Regions from separate parts of the Mus musculus genome. Here all the other regions are linked to region 3. A link is a loop called in an ENCODE intact Hi-C map of the cell type or tissue named here. Cell type or tissue: heart. All regions are shown on one strand. Each heading gives the region's core, and the rest is flanking DNA. Links, peaks and the distances in the headings are about the cores only. Region 1 holds the start of Pik3r1 (phosphoinositide-3-kinase regulatory subunit 1). Region 2 has its middle 98 kb from the start of Gm41044. Region 3 has its middle 22 kb from the start of Gm41044.

Evidence for each region. A loop is a pair of places that touch in the nucleus more often than their neighbours do. Peaks named below come from ENCODE experiments on the same cell type or tissue, not always from the same donor. Only the 100,000 strongest peaks of a DNase experiment are listed, where the experiment ranks them.
Region 1: it touches region 3 in a loop (2.4-fold over the local background); 5 of 42 quality-filtered maps call a loop at or near these places.
Region 2: a loop joins it to region 3, with 2.9 times the contacts of the local background. A loop is called at or near these places in 2 of 42 quality-filtered maps.

The regions. Positions count from the first base shown.
Region 1 is chr13:101,765,136-101,771,581 of GRCm38, reverse strand. It overlaps Pik3r1 (phosphoinositide-3-kinase regulatory subunit 1), which reads left to right and starts at 3,365. Exons shown (of 16, transcript NM_001077495.2): 1 at 3,365-3,605. In heart, for the core only: a CTCF peak has its summit at 2,884; DNase peaks (open chromatin) are centred at 2,721, 3,281, 4,171 and 5,291; H3K4me3 peaks cover 3,190 bases; H3K27ac peaks cover 2,908 bases.
Region 2 is chr13:101,912,882-101,919,327 of GRCm38, reverse strand. No RefSeq gene overlaps it. Among named protein-coding and RNA genes, the nearest start is that of Gm41044, 98 kb to the left of the region's middle. In heart, for the core only: a CTCF peak has its summit at 2,816; a DNase peak (open chromatin) is centred at 2,817; H3K27ac peaks cover 1,115 bases.
Region 3 is chr13:101,988,831-101,995,276 of GRCm38, reverse strand. No RefSeq gene overlaps it. Among named protein-coding and RNA genes, the nearest start is that of Gm41044, 22 kb to the left of the region's middle. In heart, for the core only: a CTCF peak has its summit at 3,281; a DNase peak (open chromatin) is centred at 3,316.

The DNA.
Region 1 (6,446 bases), core at 532-5,531, 220 kb after region 3:
GAAGAAAGCCCTTCCCTTTCCTCCTAAAGCTGCTTTTGGTGATGGTCTTTCTCCCAGCAATAGAAAGCAAACCAGAACGCTGTGTCTACGTGACATACGAGCATTTTATTGGGGTGGGTTCCAGTATGTCCCAGAAGGCCCAGGATAATCATTCTCAACTCCCAGCATGCAACAAATGGTTTGGAGAGTTTCCTAAAACAGCTTTTTTTTTTCTTTCCACTCCAATCTGACATTTTTGGTTTAGAGAAGACAGATAATTTGCATTTCCAGGAAACTCCAAGGAGATGTTCACAGTCCTGCCCATCTGGGGTTTTTGTAGAAATGAAGAGAAAGCTTGTGGCACAGGGGCCCCTTTGCCTTATCATATCAGCTTCTTGCTTTATTACAGTTACAGTTTGTGTTCCCAGATAAGGTTTTACTCAAGAGGTTACTAGAAAACACAAGTATAAGGCTAAGAACTTGTCATGCAAGGGTAAGTACCTGACTTCAGAGCCCTAGTGCTCAAGTAAATGTGGGTGGGCATAGGGGCTTGACTGTAAATCCCAATGTACAATGTGCAGAGGCAGAAAATCTTTGGTGCAAATTGGCTAGCTGTAGTATCTGATGGGTGCTTCAGGTTCAAGTGGGAGACCCTGCCTCAATCCATAAGGTGGAGAATGAGGAAGACTCCACTGTTAAGTATACACAGGCACACACATGCATACACATGTGAATATGTATACATATGCACACAGGCTCATACTCCAAGTATGAATAGTCATATTGTTTTGTTATTGCTTTTAATTCATAAAATCTATGGGAAATGGAAATAAAATGTGTGGGAAGGTATCAATTTAATATCAATGAAATAGATTATTTGGTGCCCGGGTATGGAAAAATTATTTTTCTTTCATGTGACCCTCTTTGGACATAAGCTGTGTGTTGTGTTCAGTTATAATGAAAATAAGTCAAAGAACGTGTAAGTGCATAATCAATTGCTGAAGACTTTTCTATTAAGAGGAAGTGCAGTTGGGAATTAGATGCTTTTTTACGGCTGAATAGAATCCTATGCTGGAGCCTCTTTCCAAGACTCTAGTGAGCCCAAAGGGAGGAGAGAGCTAGCAAAGTTTGTATTTTCTTCGAGGAGAGGAAAACTAAAGAAAACATCTGTGAATGTTTTATTACTTGAGTTGTCTTAGTTTGGATTAGATTTAAGGGCTTCTACCGCAGGAAACACACCACGGCCATCCACCAGGAGGCTCTTCCTTTCACAGACTACGGAAGAATGTACCCCTGTACCTTGGTTTCTAATTGCCACTATTAAATACTCCGACTGAAGCAACTTACAGGAGAAAGCATTTAACTCACAGTTCAGAGTAGTCTATCATGGTGGGTAAGTTAAGGCCATAGGAACTTGAATAGCTGGCCACCTTATGCCCTCAATCAGATAAGAGCAACCAGTAATGCATGCATGCATAGCCCTCATTTTTTGTCTCCATTCGTACAGTACAGAATTTCCTGCCCTAGGTGTGATTCTACTCATAATTAAGATGGATCTCCCTACACAAATTAACATAATCTATATTCAGAGAGATTCTATAAAGACTAGGCTGGTTTGAACTCGAGACTATGGCTTCAGCTTCAAAGTGCTGGGATTACAGACTTGTCACCACATCCTGAATGGTAGGCAAATTCTTTATTTTATTTTTTATTAGATATTTTCTTTATATAAATTTCAAATGCTATCCTGAAAGTTCCCTATATCCTCCCCCCGCCCTGCTCCCCTACCCACCCACTCTGCTTCTTGGCCCTGGCATTCCCCTGTACTGGGGCATATAAAGTTTGCAATACCAAAGGGCCTCTCTTCCCAGTGATGGCCAACTAGGCCATCTTCTGTGTAGGCAAATTCTTTTTTTTTCTTTTCTTTTCCATTTTTTTATTAGGTATTTAGCTCATTTACATTTCCAATGCTATACCAAAAGTCCCCCGTAGCCACCCACCCCCACTCCCCTACCCACCCACTCCCCCTTTTTGGCCCTGGCGTTCCCCTGTACTGGGGCATATAAAGTTTGCGTGTCCAATGGGTAGGCAAATTCTTAAATGTGATGTGGGTAGCAGCCTGCTTTTGTCTTTATTAGATACCAAGAGTACCAGAAACATTAGTACCTGAATTGTGTACTGAGATCTCTTCTTTTAGAATGGGCGTCACCTTTAAACGTGACTGCATTTGTTTAACATAAACTGTGAATTTCATTTTTTCCCTCTGCTTCCAAAACTCACAGTAATACACTACCAAATTTAGAATTTGACAACAGACTAAGTTCTTGGTTAAGAAAAAGCATTTTGTTGCCAGAATAGCTGCAAAAGGGATCTTTAGGGCAAGAAGGGTGGGTGGCTACAGGTTCCTGAACTACAAAATAAGACATATTTTGGGAGCAAAATTTAAAAAGTCCATGAGTTCTTGAACGTTTTTATGAAGACAAAACACGGGGCTATCATCCTTTCTTATCTGGGAAGGCTGAGCCATTATCACTTTTTTCTTGAGCAGCTTCCATAGTGGTTTCTACTCCAAGGATCTACATTTTTACATCTAACAAACCATAGACTTCATTTGAGTTTCTCCAGCCTATCAGAAGCGTTAGAAGGCGGTGGACTGGCTGAATGACCTACATAGGCTCTGCCTTGCAAGGACTGCCAGAGATCACCCGGTATGCGCCCTCCTCACAGAACACTCCTTTTCCTCTAGATCCCGCCTTGGTTCCTGGAGGCAGCCGTGCCAGGCTTTTGCAGGCGGCGGGCACTCGTTGCTCCAGCTCACCCTTTCACCCCTCCTTCACCCCGGGAGTGCCACGCCGGGTGGCGCGGTTTTTCTGACCACTAGGGAAGCTGGGCAGGCAAGGCCAGGAATTACAGGGCCTCCCCGCTTTGGCGAGCCCTCGCATCTGCATCTTCCTGAACCCAGCCACTGTCCTGAAGCTCTAGTGGATTCGAAAGAGGCAGGGTCTCGCAGGCAGCCGGCTGGGCTCCAGAGAGGCCTGAACTTATTTCCCACCCCCCACCCCCATCCCCATTTGAACTCCCTGCTTCGGGCCTGGGCGACGCCCCGCAGGCGAGCCAGCCCCAAGCACGCAGAGTTAGAGCGCTCCGTAGCGGAGGGCGCGCGCCGTCCAGTCGCCCGGGGCATCCCCGAGCCGGGGGCGGGGGCGAGGGCAGCGAGGGGTGCGGGGTAGGGTCGGCAGCACAGAGCGTAGCTCCTAGACCTTGGTAGCCCTCCCGGAGACTGGCAGAGGCGGAGGGCGCGGCTCGGGCGCTGGGGGGCGGGGTCTCGGGCGTTGATTGGTGTGTATCTGGGGGCGGGGCGCAGGGGCGGGCCCGGGGTGGGGCTGGCGCCTGGCGCTGGAGCTGCGCCGCTCAGGGAGAGGAGTAGCTAGCAGCTGGAGCCGAGTTGGAGGAAGCAGCGGCAGCGGCAGCGGCAGCGGTAGCGGTGAGGACGGCTGTGCAGCCAAGGAACCGGGACAGCGAAGCGACGGCAGGTCGCAGCTGGATCGCAGGAGCCTGGGAGCTGGGAGCTTCAGAGGCCGCTGAAGCCCAGGCTGGGCAGAGGAAGGAAGCGAGCCGACCCGGAGGTAGGCGGCGGCGGGTCCCGGTGTGCCCGGGAGGGGGAAGCGGTGCGAACGCGCACGGCCGCTGCTCTTCCTGTCACCGGCAGCCACTTCTGCTGCCGAGCCACTCAAGGGGAAGCGAGCAGGCTGCCAGCTCCCAGTCGCCAGCATCTCTCGGCCACTTGGAAGCCTTCTCCGGCCAGTGACCAGCTTGCTTGGTCGCAGCCACCTCCTGCTCTCATTTCCTTCGTGCCACCCCGGGCGGGCTGTGCTCGTTACCCGGAGCGTTCGGTCCTGGAGTTGCCAGCGGTCACCGGCTCCCCTCCTCCTCCGTCACCTCACGCTTCCGAGGGTCCCCGATCGCCCTGCAGCTTTCCGAAGCCGGGAGCGCGCGAGGAGAGTGCCTGGATCGCTGCCTTTGCGTTAGCGCGGCGTACCCTCCAGGCCCGGAGCCCCAGCCGGGGTCTCCGGCCAGGCTGGGCCATGGTGGTCCCCGGAGCTCGCCCCCAGCCCCCGCCCTCCGAAGTTTGCCTCCCTCCTCTTCCGGGGTGGGGGAAGTGCTCCTCGGGGCGGTCGGTGGCTGGGGCTCTAGCTCGGCGTCTGGCGCCCGCCGGGCTTGGGCAGGTTGCTGGAGGCATAATGAGTGGGATCCTGGCACCGCCCGGAAATCCAGCTTTTCCTAACGCGGGGCGACCCTGGAAGGACCTGCCCAGCACTAAGCTGCCGGCCAGGGAGAACCGGCCCGCGTGCAAGCCAGAGCTAAAATATCTGGGGGAATTGTCTGCAAGCTACTTCCTTCCCAAAGGCAGAAACTGCCCGGCAGATCACGAGACAAAGAGAATAGAAACGCTCTGACCAGGCACGCATGTACAGAAATGCATTTTAGTAACCAGCTTTCGCGCACAATAACGCAAGGGTGTGAGCGGAGTGGCTGTGACATGTTGAATGCTGTGTGCCGGCACTGTATTCAGGGGAATTCTGCTCCTGGCGCTAGTAATACCGGAAAGGTCTCACTTCCACCGTTAATTCTTGAAGAAGCTGCAGGCTCTATTGCTGTACTGGTGTGAATTTATGCTTTATTTAGGGGTTTCATGATTTTAGGACTTAATTTTCCCCCTTTTCTTTTCCTGTCTTTTTCCTCTTTGTCAGACAGTGTGAAATAGGAAAGGATGAAGCAGTTCCGGGTTTTAAGTGTAGCATGAGATTGTCATTTCAGTGAGATCGAGTTTCAAGTTTTAGGTGGTAGGGTTACTCACAAAGCTGGTTGACCTAGGCTCCTTGTGCAAGCCTCTCTTAATATTTCATTAGCTTGTGTTCCATGTTGGGCATTTGAAAGATAGTAAATTATGAGCTAAGAAAGCTTGTAGTAGGCAGATGGGTTTATTTCTGCCTCAGAGCAGATTGATTGCTAAAGTAGATATCATTAGGACTTCAGGGCCTTCTGCACAGGTGAGCCGCCCATGCATCGTTTGTCACTGAGCAGGGAACCAGCACCCCAAGAGCCCCCCCCTTTTTTTTCATTTTTTTTTTGACAGTTGCACTCAAGCAGACCATTTTCTGAAGCACACAAGTTGCTTAAACTTTGGAAAACATGTGCTTTTTGCTTATTACAAAGAAAATGATCCTGGTTTTTCTTGTGCCTCTTGTGGTTCAAAGGCAGGTTTAAATGGGGGAAGCTCCTTGCCTGGCAGGAGTTCTGTGCCACGCCACTGCTGGCTGCCTTCCTCTAAGTGCCTGTTGCAGGCCACGCCACTTTTCCATAGCAGTCTGTCAGCTTTTACGATTTGAAGAAAGTTGGATGCAGCTGATAACTGGCTCTCAGACTGTTGTGGGAGTTTGCTTTTAACTTTCATCTTGCACCAAGACCTGTTCCTAGTTGCATAACAGAACTCTGCCATGTGCACATTGTTATCTGTCATTTTATTTGCATTTTTATGATAGCATTCTGCTTTTTCACATCTGGGATGCACTGCAGTCATGTAAAAAGAAGGATTTCACTGCCCACTGACTCCATTTATTGTTTTCTTTAGCTGTGTGTGTGTGTTTGGTACATTTCTAATGTATGAAGTTAGTTTGGGAAAACTGAGCAATTGAACACATAGAAATATGCATTTTTGGCTGCTGATGGTGGGTGGTGTGCATGCATCTTTTGGAACTGTTAATTACACCTAACCTGATCAGTGCACCCCCTGCCCTTTTGTTCTTTTATTAAGTATATATTAATTGTATACAACAGTGAGGTTTTTGGGGGGACATTTTTCTACATGCATGTACCATAGTTTGTTCATATTCATTAGCCTTTTCTTGTCTCTTTCCCTCTCAGGCTAATCTCTCAAAAGGCTTTGAATCTTAAGTTCAAGTTTACTCAACCTCCACAGACCTAGTACCCTTAAAAACAGTGGCTTTTCCTTTCAACTGTTTCTGAGCCCACCATGGAACTTGAAGTTTGTTGTGTTGATGGACATTTCTTCTCTGCCACTCTGTCTCCTAAGTAGTGCAGCGAAATGTTGTAAAAGGCATTTACTTTGAGAAAATTATCCACATACTTGTTACAGTAGGAGGAATTCTGGTCCAGCTTTTATTGTGTTTACATTTTTTTTGACTTGCAAAATGTGTTTTATTGGATAAAGAGATAGCGAATGAGTCACCTGGGGAAATAGTCCCATGGGCAAGTCGTCTGTACAAGCCAAGCTAAGGTTTGCATGTGCGCTTTTGACTTTGAATCTCTCATGAATAAGGTGTACACACGCAGATGGATTGAGCTCCTATCAGTCTATTAGGCTCATTACACAGGGCAAGCAAAGCACAAAGCCCTTTCCATGACGTAGGGCTTTGCTAGCTAAGGCAGGAGATGAAGCGTCCTGG
Region 2 (6,446 bases), core at 453-5,452, 76 kb after region 3:
TGTCAAGCCAGCAAAGAGGATATATTTACAGAACGCTTGTGCTTCTGTGTCACAATATGGTAATGTCTGGACAGCCATTTTCTTCATACTGAGATAGCTTTATGGTCATACCCTGACAGCAAATGATTTTATCCTAAACTACCTATTTAGTCTGCTCAGCATGGAAGTCTGATTTTAACAGAAATACTATTTTTGAAAACATATAGCCTTACAATATAAATAGTTTAGTATAAAATCTAAAGATACCGCTTTTGCTGTGGTTGGCACAAACCCACATCCTGTGTCTGGAGCAGTACACTGGGGACTGGCACTAGTCTTTCCTTCCACCCATCCCCAAATTCTCAAACACAGTCCCAAGCTGGCATAGTGTAGCAGAAGCAAGGTTTAATGTCAGAAATGGACAAACCATAGGCATTTCATATCTCAAGGTAACTACTGGTTTTGTAACTTTACTTCATTGAAGGAATAACCACTGAATACCTGGTATCTGCCAGATGCAGGCCTATCTATGGCAATAAACCAAAAAACCAAAGTTTCTATGGTCATAGAGCATTGCAATGGAGGTGCAGTGGGGGAAGGAGGGAAGAGTTATCTTGGCATATACTGACGACGTAATGGCATAATGCATTAAGGGCTAAAGGAGAAATTTGTGCCTCTAGACATAAACAGACTTACGAAATACTCTCTAAAGCCTCCCATTGTAGCCAGAATAGGGTCTCCAGTACCATAGCCTGACTGTGGAGAAAGCAAATTCAGCCAGCAGCCAACTGCTTTTCACCAAAGCCTGCCCGCTGCATAGACATCCATGTCTGGTAGATGCCCTACTGCCAGAACAGCTTGCTTAGGCTCCAGCTGGGCAACAAAGGCCTCATACTGGCCATGTCTGAGTCTTCTCAGAAGGTTGAAAGAAGCAGAGGTTACTTTCGGAAGAAAGCAGAAGGATTACAGAGAAGCATTTATTATTATGGGAAATGGGGAAGTCAGCTAGAACCTCCTCCTAAGAATGTATAACATAGACATTTCCCACTCAAATGACAGGGTTTCTTCACAGGCTGAATAAATGACCCATTCCATTGTTTGAGCTCAAATGACATAGGGGCAGGAAAAAGGACAGAGCCTCTTTAAGGGGTTACCTCGTTTTCCCAAATGGCCTACTGAAAACAGAAAAAGGATCTGCTCATAGGAATACAAGCATTCATAATTTACGAATGAAGAAATGCAAATGGATATAGCTAATTTCATCAACAATTACTCCTGGAGGGATCCTTAACCCACATGCATCCAGTCTACAAGCACAGAAGCCAGGAACTGGAGAAGTGAATGGTGTCTCTGAGATCTCGTGGGCTAACAGGAGAAAAAAAAGGCACTTGAGCACGTGTGCTAAAGGCCAGTGTTGTCACATCCCTCATGCAGGCTTACCTGGTGCACTTTACTGTAAACACAAGCAATATCAGAAATTACTAAATTTTCATGTACCCTAGCAGTCTAAACTAAGACTGATTGAAATATTAGGGTTCTCCTGACCCAGGATAGAATCCTTATATGTCTTCTCTTGCCCACCTGGCCTTTGCTGAGACTTAGAGAAAAATGGGGGTGAGGATCCACTTTAGAATGTCTGACCCTGTGAAGTACAAGAAACTGTCCAAGAAAATCGTGAGGCAATGCACAGATCCCACTTAGACATCAGCTCAGTGGCTTTAGAAGAAGGAAAAAAGGAAGCAGCATCTTCTCTGAGGGGTCCAACGAATTCTGGTGCTTCTGGTGACACTCAGAAGTGCAGAGACTTCTTGGTAAGTCACCATGAGGGAAGAGGGTCTGAATGTGACGCAACTTTAAAAGGAAAGAAATGGCGCCGAGGCAGGGGCTAGGGGGATCCCCAGACATAAGACTCTGCCTCATAACAACCAAAAATTTTAAAAATAAATTTTAAGCAAAAGATTCTCAGCTGGGAAGATAAATAAACAAGGCCAGGCTGGTAGGCCGGCTCCCTTCATGAATGTTAAGCCGTGCCGGCCTGGTTTAATGAGTGAGCTATCAAGTGCCTAGCAAAAGTCCCAGAACACCAATAAATGTTAGTTCTTGTTTCCAACATCAATAAATGATAGCTGTTCCCCAAGTTGTTGGACATTTTCTTAGGAAAATCCTTAGACACCCTATTTAACACACCTGATTCATTCTCTCCTGGAAACGTGGGTGTACGCACAGTGCTTGTATATAATTTTATGGCATCTATGGGGAGGCCCGGAGCCTCCCCACAGGTGCATGAGCCTCCAACAACAGGAAGTGAGTGTGCAGGGCAGGACGCAGGTCTCCCAGGCCTCCGCTTCTTATGCTTTTAGAGCAGTGCCCTCTCTGTGAAAACCATGAGAAAGAAGAAGAAGAAGAAGAAGAAGAAGAAGAAGAAGAAGAAGAAGAAGAAGAAGAAGAAGAAGAAGAAGAAGAAGAAGAAGAAGAGGAAGAGGAGGAGGAGGAGGAGGAGGAAGAGGAGGAGGAGGAAGAGGAGGAGGAGGAGGAGGAGGAAGAGGAGGAAGAGGAGGAGGAGGAGGAACCTTCCAAATATTCTACACTGAAAGTTGGAATTGAGTTCTTGAAATTTGGAATAAATTCTCTGTATTAATGAAGGGCAAAATGAATTGTGCTTTCCTGTTCTTCAGAAGACTTGCAATTAGACTTACTCTTACTGCCCAACACTGAGTTATCAACTCCAAATGGGACTCCCAGTCTCCGAAGCACTGTGGCTGGTTTTCAGCTAGGACATTCAGGCCCCTAAGCCAAGACACACTAGCTGGGAGAGGAGCCTATTCCTGAACCAAAAGATCACCATGTCCCTGCTGGCAGCCAGATGTCATGGTGGCCTGTGGCAACTGGTCACATTAGGTCAATCTACAGCAAGTCAGTCTATGCCTGGACTAACTTGTGATGAATAAGCTGAAACATGCTCCACAAATTCAGTAAGAGCTCTAACAATCATTAACTCCCATTATGAAACAACGTTGTGAGTGTAAACACACCTTTAACAGACATTTCTCTAGCCAGAAGAGCTGATAAAAGGTTTGACTGGGAAGGTGGCCACAGACATGACCTATGTGCCTTTCTATTCGTTCATCTCTCTTCCTTCCTTTGGGGATCTTTTTTCTTTACCCCTTGCCTGTTTTCTATTTATAGGCATAACATATTTGAGCGCGATGACCAGATGACTAGAAATAGCCTAGGTCATTTGTTCTGTTAGCAAAGTTAGCTCCTCCCTTTCTTCAACTAATCTATGATTGTGTTTCTCGCACTTAATAATGGGTGTGAATTGAAAATGTGATACCAGATAAAGAAAAGAAAAACTAAAGTCTCCTTTTCCAGAGCCTATCACCACGAGAGCATGGGCTCTGACATTTCTGTTCTTTTCTTTTTGTTTCTCACACGCATGAGAGATTCCAGGAAAGCTTTCTTTTCTTTTCTTTCTTTTTTCAGCCTTTTTTTCTTCAAACTAAGTAGCGTTGGTACCCTGAGCCAGAGAGTGCAGTGGCTGGTGAGCGAGTGTTGACTTGTCTAAGCAAAGCACTGCTCAGAGCATTAGGAAAGGGAAATCCAGGGACTGGGAGCAGATTGTGGCAATTCCCACACACTTTGTCTCACTCTCTTCTAGCTGGGTATGCGTGGCTAAAGTCACGTTGCAGCCTCGCCTTGCAAGGAGGGAAACAATAAGCTAACAGGCTTCCAGCATAGACTTCTCACATTGGCCTCCAGAAGTTAAAATGAGTACAAGGCAGACTTCCAATCCCTAAAGAGGTTGTTGTGTATGTAAACACACACACATACTCCACACACACACTGTACATACCACACATATACATATATATGCACACACAGAGACATACAGACACACACTCCACATACCACACACAACACACTATACACACACCACACACACACACACACACACACACACACACACTACACCATACACACACATACACACATACCATACATACTTTATACATTACACACCACATACACACATGCACACATCACATACACACCACACACATACCAACCACATACACCAGCCCTAAAATAAAACATCTACTGAATACAACTTCCAACTGGGGCACAGATCTGAACAAAAAACACATTTCCTCACAACTTTGTTGCCTGGGAGTGTCTTTCTGGACCCCCTCTGTACACCACTTCTATACACACCTTCAAGATACCAAGCACTCCTGAACACTGCCTTTCTTGACCCTGGATACCAAAGAGACGTTCTGCCTTTGTAAAAGGCCACCCCTGAATAGTCTTGCTAATGTATACCTTATCTGTGGAGACAGAGATAAGAAGGCCCAATCAATAGCAGCCTGTGTATAGAACAAAGCTTTGGCTTAAATACTAAGGCTAAGAGCAACTTGGACGAAATAGGGAACTGGGCTTAGGCCAAAGTCTGGAGCTGCTGCTGGTGCAAAGAGGGCGGTTTTTTGTGTGGTAGATTTACAGCATGCAGCATAGACCATCAGCCCTCCTGACTGCCCTTAAGAGAGTTAGACATCCCGATTTGCATTCCCCACATGGCTCTTAGAAGCATCCTGAAGCTTGGCCACAAGCCAACAAGACTTGGAACGCCAAGATTCAAGATACCATTTTTTTTTTCTGGTTCACAGTATTTCTAAATATGAACTCTCCTTCTAAGCAAGGAGAATTTAATTTTTTTTCTAAGCAACAAAATTTTTATAGAGATCAAGGTAAGGAAAGCTACTGTTTTTGTCTGGTTCTCTTCAGCTGGGGTCTGGGTCCTCTTCCCATCACACTGGCCACGTAGGGCATAATAGGGCTTATATACTGGGTTTAGTATACAGATAGGTTCTCAGATCTGCATGGTTTATTGTCCTAATTTCTTTTTCTGTTGCTGTGTAAAATAAAGACAACTTAAGAGAGAATGGACTTGTTCTGGTCCAGAGTTCAGGTTAAGGTCCACTCTGGCAGAAAAGTCACAGTGGCAGGAACTGAAAGGAGCTGGTTACGTCATATTCGGAGACAGAATGAACGGGCAACAGACACCAGCATGTTGGTGCTCTCCTTCATTTCTCTGTTTTAAACATGTCAAGGCTTGGTCCTGCCCACCATCATGAATCAGGACAGTCCTTCACAGACATGCCTTAAGACCTATCTCCTGGGTGACTCTAGAGTCTGTCAAGGTGACAAATAACACTAATCGTCACATCTAGAGCAGTCGTTCTCACCATTCCTAACCCTGTGGCCCTTTCATGTTGTGGGACACCTCCCCCCCCCCTGCCCCCAGCCATAAAATTACTTTCATTGCTACTTCATAACTGTAATTTTGCTACTGATATGAGTCATAGTGTAAGTATCTGTGTTTTCTGATGGTCTTAGGCAACCCCCTGTAAAAGGGTTGTTCAACCTCCGCAAAGAAGGTCACAACTCACAGGTTGAGAATTGCTAGCCTGGAGGTACAACTGAGTCACAGAAGGTGCTCACTCTCTTTCCTGTTCATCTTGTGGGCCCTGGAATTTAGGGGGAGCTAGACTCACAGAAGGAGGTTTTTGCTTGCTGCTTTGCTTTGCTTTGCTTTGGAAAACAAGATTTTAGATTGTGGGGGTTATTTGTTTGTGGTTGTTTGTTTTTGCCAATTGGAAACAAACAAAAACTACCATGGGAGTGACACCAGTGAGCTCCCAGTCATCAGACTTTGTATTTTCAAAAGGGTGTTTGTCCTGTTGACCCAGTCTCTTCAATTGGTCATATGGTCGATACTGACAGCTTTCTTTTTAAATGTCCCCAAGGGTGGCACAAGGGTGTCTTGGATTTTGACCACAACTAAATCTGAAAGCTGCTTTTGATAGTCCCAATAATCGGTGCCTTTTCGTTTCCTGCTCTAGAAGTAGTTACTTACCTTGAGTGTGAGTTGGATTTATTTTTGAGGTGCTGAGATTTGAACCCAAGGCCTTATGCATGGCTAGGTCAGCTCCCTACAACCACTAAATCCTAGTCCCCAAGATTCCCATCTATAGAGTAGAATACAGCAAAAGTAATGCTATAAGTTTCTCAAGACTGGATAATGTGTGCCCATGGCCGTCTATTTTTCTAGCATTCTTATCCCCAGGAGTCTTAAGAAAAGGCTATGAACTTTGTGAGAGGCTGAGGTGTAGAGTTTCTGAACAGTAGCTGTCAACCATCCTGTGCAAACCCCACCCCTACCCCACCTTTGTTCTTCAAACAACACTGGGATGCAAGTATTTGCATGGCATTTTCATTGTATTCATTGTTATCAAGAGATAATTTAAAGTATACAGAAGGATGTAGATCAGTTCTGTGCAAAGAGTGCTTAGTTTTATATAAGGGTCTTGAGCATCCAGTCTCCCATGGATACCAAGGAACAGCTATATATCTCCACTTCTACTTTTGTCAACAAGTTTCTCTGTAACACAGTGTCCTACTTTTATGTG
Region 3 (6,446 bases), core at 692-5,691:
CAACCTAGAAGCAAGAGTAAGTGTTATGGAAGAACAAAAATCCTGCTTTTCCTCGTTTTCTTCTGGTGAGACACAGTGGAGCGGGGCTGCAAGCGTAAAGCTGTAGAATCAGTGCTAAGAACATCCTATGTGTCCCAGGAAGCTTTGCTGATAATTAAGTTCCCTGTTCTCAAGTTACTTGTCACCTTCCTTTTAGCTGCTGGAACAGGAACAGCATGTTTCAGTCTTTACTGCCCAAGGACTAAATGAGCAGCTGTGTTTTGTCCCTGTCCCGTCCTCCTGGACCCTTGCCTGGTTCTCAATTGCTTCCTTAAATGTCCTGTCAATTTGGAACCTCCCCCAAAAAAACACTGGCTGGAACAGTGCTCGTATCTCTAGGCAGGTCTCATGACCTCCTCAGGTGACGCACAGTCTTCATGGTGGTGGAACTTCTGGTGGCTAAGTGGCAGGTACCCTGGGAGAGATGTGGGCAAGCAAAGCTTTGAAAACCTGGGAAATCGTACTGTTTGAGGGGAGCTGAAATGGAATAATTATCACCTCCAAATGACTGCTGCACAAGGCAGACGCTGAGACCCCAGAGTTGACATCAATAAGCTAGTGGTGTGGGAAATAGCTGACCCAAGGCTAGGCAGGCGGGGTACACAGGGAGACAGCCTCTACTCAAATGCTCAATGGCACCACTCTTCCCGGCAACTCTGCAGCACTGACTATAAAAGTCCTTGCTAGAAACTGAGAACCACAAGAGCATGTTACATGATAATGAAGCACTTTTATGGGTCATGGGTCAAATACATGGATATTATTATAAAAGGAAGGTATGACCTCTACTCTGGGGAAAGGAGAAAAACAAACATATACCACAGCCTTGTAAATGAGAAGAAAATGTAGAAAGTTTAAGCTACAGCCCTAGTATTTAATGAAAGAAGAAAATCCTGATGAAAGAGACATGATTGGTTGAGTGAAATAGTTCGCTTACAGAAGGACTGGTATTAAACGGCTGAGTCTCCTGACTCCCAGACTACCGTGCATTCCACTGTGTCACACAGGCTCTGCTTAGCTACGAGAACAACCAGGGAGCAAGTGCAGGAAACCCTGAGCTTGGGCTTTGTGCTGTTGCACACGAAGGATGCTGAGAAGGAGAGGGTAAGGATGGAAGCAGTGCACTTCATGGGAAGAGGAAGCTCTCAAAGAGTCATAGAAGAGTTGCAGTGTGTGTGTGTGTGTGTGTGTGTGTGTGTGTGTGTGTGTGTGTGTGTGTGTTTGTGTCTGATTGTATGTATGTATGTATGTATGTATGTATGTATGTATGTATATGTGCATTGTGTGTATAGAAAGAGTAGAAAAAAGGAGGGAAGGAAGGGAATCTGGGGCAAGCAGATGAAATAAGCCAGGTCTAGCTTTAGAATCCAATAAGAAGACCTAAAACACAAACTGAATGTGAGTGCTTCATGAGAACAGAGGAGAAATCACACAGAACATGTCGTGATATTCACCACACACAACTGAGCACCTCGTATATACCGCACTGGAGACAGACTAGGCAGATGAACAAGAACAATGCCCTATGATCATGGCTTCCCACTCTGTCACTCAATTCTTGATTCTAAAAACCAGGTATAGCAATAGAAAACAAAACCATGAGGAATGTTATCTGATCTTTATGGGAGATGATTGGACGACATGATGAGCACATGAGTAATTTCAAATAAAAAGATAGTTCTTGATCTATACTAAGGGATGCTCGTGTGACATCTGAATGACATTCACTGATACCAAGGATGGGTAATGGCTCCACCACACCTAAATAGGCTACCATCCTCAGCTCATGAAATTCATAGAGTAATTGCTGAAATTAATATTTCCTTCTCACTTTTTTCTATCTTTTCTTCCATTAAATATGCACAAAAGTAATGATCTAGAAGATAAAGTTCACTGTAGTGGTTTGAATATGAGTGGTCCCCCATAAGCTCATATATTGAAATCTTTGGTTCCCAGTTGGTGGAACTGCTTAGGAAGGATTAGGAAGTATGGTCTTGCTTGAAGAGGTTTCAAAAGCCTATGCCAGGCCAGTCTTCCACTCTCTACCTGCTGTTTGTGGATGAGGATGCGAGCTCTTAGCTACTGCTCCAGCACCATGCCTGCCTAGCAGCCTTGTTGCCAAGCTCTCTGCCATTGACGGTCAAGGATCTGCCCCTAGTTCTGTAAGCAAGCCCCCAGTTAAATGTTTTCTATGAATTGCCTCAGTTATTGTGTCTCTTCACACCAATAGGAAAGTATCTAAGACACCCATGTGCTCATATATTCCATTTTTATGTCAGCCTATTTCCTAATTCATTTATTTTTGACATGCACATTACAGAGTAGTCCACTATAAAATGTTCATGCATGAGTTTTTTTTTTTTGAAAAGGGATGCCCAAAATATTTTACAAATAAGGGCGTTACCTCAGAGTATTTGGATACACTCTTACTATGTAGTCAATAAGCATTCTTAGGGACAGCACCAAGGACTATGAAATTGATACTTCTTTCTTCCACATATAGTACACATGACTTTACTGTGGGAGTGACAATAGGCCAAGATAGTTCCCTTTTCTTGATGTCTCATCAGATGTGTAGAAGACCTGAGCCAGTGGACCACAAATCAGATATTTGCTCCCATTTCCAAAAGAAAGATCTTTCTAAAAACAAGCACTACCCTTGCCAATATATATAATGTTTTAAATCTAAGCATTCTTACTGAACAAATATATATGTGTGTGTGTGTGTGTGTGTGTGTGTGTGTGTATGTATATATATATATATATACACATATGTGTATATATATGTATATACACATATGTGTGTGGGAGAGAGAGAGAGAGAGATCTTTGGGGAAGTCCCTATATCATTTAGAATCTATTTTATTAGCATAAAAATGAGGGAGCTGAAAATCTCTGTGCCTCTGATCTTCTTCCTAGCCCTAATATTTTACAAGCTATGAAACTGTAAATTTCTCACACCAAACACTATATCCAATATATTATTTATATTATGTCTCTCATTATTACAGGAACATTTTATATGGCATGTCATTATGTAAGCCTTTATCACATTCATCAACATTTATTGAAGACCTCTGCTTGGTCAGATGTCACCACATGCTACCAGGAAGGAACGTGAAGAAGTCCACATTGTGCAGATTCCATTTGTGACTATGTGGCAATCTCAGATCACACACAGATTTTCAGTGTCTAACCATGCCTTGTCCTTCTGCCAGCCTGTCCACAGGAGTTGTCTTGCTCTCTGGTGGCTAGAAGCCTACTCAGTTGGCTGGAGGGAGATTTGTAGCACTCAAAGGCATGGGCATGAGGGAAGATTCCTTTTAGGAAAGTGATAGCACTGTGCACCATGGTGTTCAGGCTCTGACATGCCACAGATTAGCAGGCATGCCTCTGGAACAAGGCATGTGATGAGCCTTTGAGTCCATGTCCTAAATGGAGTCATATAGATGCACCTTTAGTTCCCTCCTCCATCTTTCATTGACCATTTGGCCCATGACATGAGAGTTAACTAAATTAACACACGTCAATTACTCAAAGAACATTTAGTACCTATGAGCATGACGTGTCTAAAATCTGTTGTTATCACTGGTGATATTTTTAGAGTTGTAAAGCCAAAGAGGTTCCCCCCTCCACAAATCTTCCAGTGGCAAATGCAACATTCAAAAATTGTTGACAAAAATTGAGCTACAAAGCAAACACTTGATTGCCCGATGCCTATGGCTTGTCCTGTTCACTTCTGAAAAGCCATATTACTTACTGCCAAGTATGCCACTGAGGTGATAAACTTAAGGTACAGGTGTCACATGGTATGACACAATTGGCACCACACATCGCAGCATGCCTCCTTCCTGCCAAAGGCCTCACGTAGATTTCCCATAGAATTGTAGAATGTTCTGGACTCAAAGTTCAATTACATGTGCAGACTTGAAAAAATTATCACGGAAACTTTTTCAGAATGTGCCTATATTATCTGTGACCTAGATACTCTCAGGAGTCAATAACTCATGTCGAAAACATTTTTCCTTTTTGCCTCTGTTTAGATTGAATCAAGTTTTAATTAAAGAAGTTAAGAATAGGGAGCTTGGGGCATGGCACATGCCTTTAATTTCGGCACTCAGGAGGCAGAGGCAGGTGGATCTCTGAGGCCAGCCTGATCTCCATAGTGAATTCCAAGATAACCAAGGCAATGTAGAGAGATCCTGTCTCCAATAAGAGGAAAAGAAAAGGAGAAGGAAGGAAGGAAGGAAGGAAGGGAGGGAGGGAGGGAGGGAGGGAGGGAGGGAGGGAGGGAGGGGGAAAAGTTAAGCATAGGCTAGTAAGATGGCTCAGTAGGTAAACATGCTTGCTATCAAGTCTGATGACCTGTGTTCGACTCCTAATACCCACAGGAGAGAACTAACTCCTGCAAGTTGTCCTCTGACCCCATAACATGGACCAGGTCATATGCATACACAACCCCCCCCCCTCCAATGAGTAAACAAGTGCAATAAAGTTATAAAAGAAATGTTCTGCTTTGTTTTAAGTTAAGGGAAATTATTGTATGCTTTGCATAGAAAAGTTATCTGTCATTCTTTGCTCACTGTTCCTCTGCCAACCTCATCTCATCAGAGATCATGTGATAAGAAAAATTGATCAATGGAGTAGTGTGGAACCTACATCATCACAGTGCTAGAACCATTTTGTGGAAGAAGGAATGAGTCCAAAGTTGTTTGATTTATGCAGACCATACATATCTGAGAAAAGTGATAGCCAGAGTAAGGGTTCAATGTTATCCCACCAAGCTTTTACTTGTGGGAAAAAAAGAGACAAAGATATTAATGGGGAATGAATCAAGAAACAAATCACAGCATTTCTACCACTCTCTAACAAAAGCTTCTGGGAGAAGTTTGGTGAACAAAATTTATAGAGGATACAGCAAATGACCAAACTATGTGGCATCTAGACCTAAGTAAGAATAAGGCTGCTTAGAGGCTCTCTGAGCTTCTAAGCCTTCTAAGCCTTGATGGCAACATACACAATTAAGTTCTTAAGACTTGGGCACTCTTACCATGTCTCAGAAGTACCTCAGATGGCACAGTCTGGCATGTTGATTAATATTACACCAATTTACTCAGGATCTACATATAACCCCAGAAGGGAAGAGCTGTGTTTGGGGTAGACACATTAAAATACATAAGCAGCCAAAGTCTGCGAGTCGGAGCAGCTTCAAAGACACCCAACACTAAGCACACCTCAAGAATAAATGGGTCAGGTGTGTGGATTTGTCCATTAGGATACCGACTAACTTTAAAATCTTACACAAATTACTTAGTTGTTGGGTTCTTCCTTGCTGTATAGACATCAGCCACTCAAGAAATGCAAAGAGAACCCTGCTGATGTGTGCACAGTAGTTACCACAGTACCTGGAGTCCATAAAGTTCCACTTTGACACGCTGAACTCCTTTGCATGAGACTTAACAGAGCTCAGCAGAGACTGGAGGAAGAGACTAGCAAAACCATAACCAGTGACCCTGCCCTTCTCCACAGCCATGAAATTAAAACACAGTGCTGTCACTGCCAGGTCCTTCCATGGCTCCAGGAACTTAGCCCTGCCTGAGGGATGCAAGGGAATGAAGTAAAGACAGAGACACAAGGAAATAGCTGAAGTCAGGCCTGGACTTCCTGACAAAGACAGCAGAGCCCTGCAAGCTGGTTGTCTTTGTTATATATAGTTGCATAGAGGCATAAGGTTATTGCATGCAGATAGACAAGGAGGTGAAGTTTATGGTACAGGGCTGCATCAGTGGGGCAGGTTTAGCTAATCACAGTAAAGGCAGTCTTTAGTCTGTAAAAATATCTGGAGAACGCTATAGTGAATATTCTCTGCACTTGGTGTCAGCATTTTCTCTCAGACCAAAAGCTTCATCACATCTCTGAGCCTAGGAATAGAGAAGGCTTTGACCCTTTCCTATGGGTCTGAGGTTTTGGAATTATTAACACGGCTGCACCCATGTCAACATTTGCTCAGGGCTTCACAAACCCAGGGCTTCCTCCTCAAGCTGAAATTACTGTGTAGGGTGGAGTCTATTTCCCTGTTCTGTGACATCCAGTTCTAGACTTGGAAGCATAAAGAAGGATAAATCATTTTCATTTGCACAAACTCCTGAAAACTAGTTTCAAAACCAGAGCCACACAAGTTGTATGCCTTGAAGTCCTCGGTCTCTGTGTCAGAGGACTGTGTTTTCCCCAGTGGGCTCTGCCATCTGACGTGTAGCTCTCCGTGGCTCCTCACTTTTTTAAACTGATGCTCCCTGTCAACCCCTCTGCCTTCGTTGACTTTATATCCTGGAGCTATTTGCAGTTTCAAGGCCCCACTGTGGCGTCCAATCAGAACACTTGGCAGCTTGAGTGTCCTACCTGAGGAC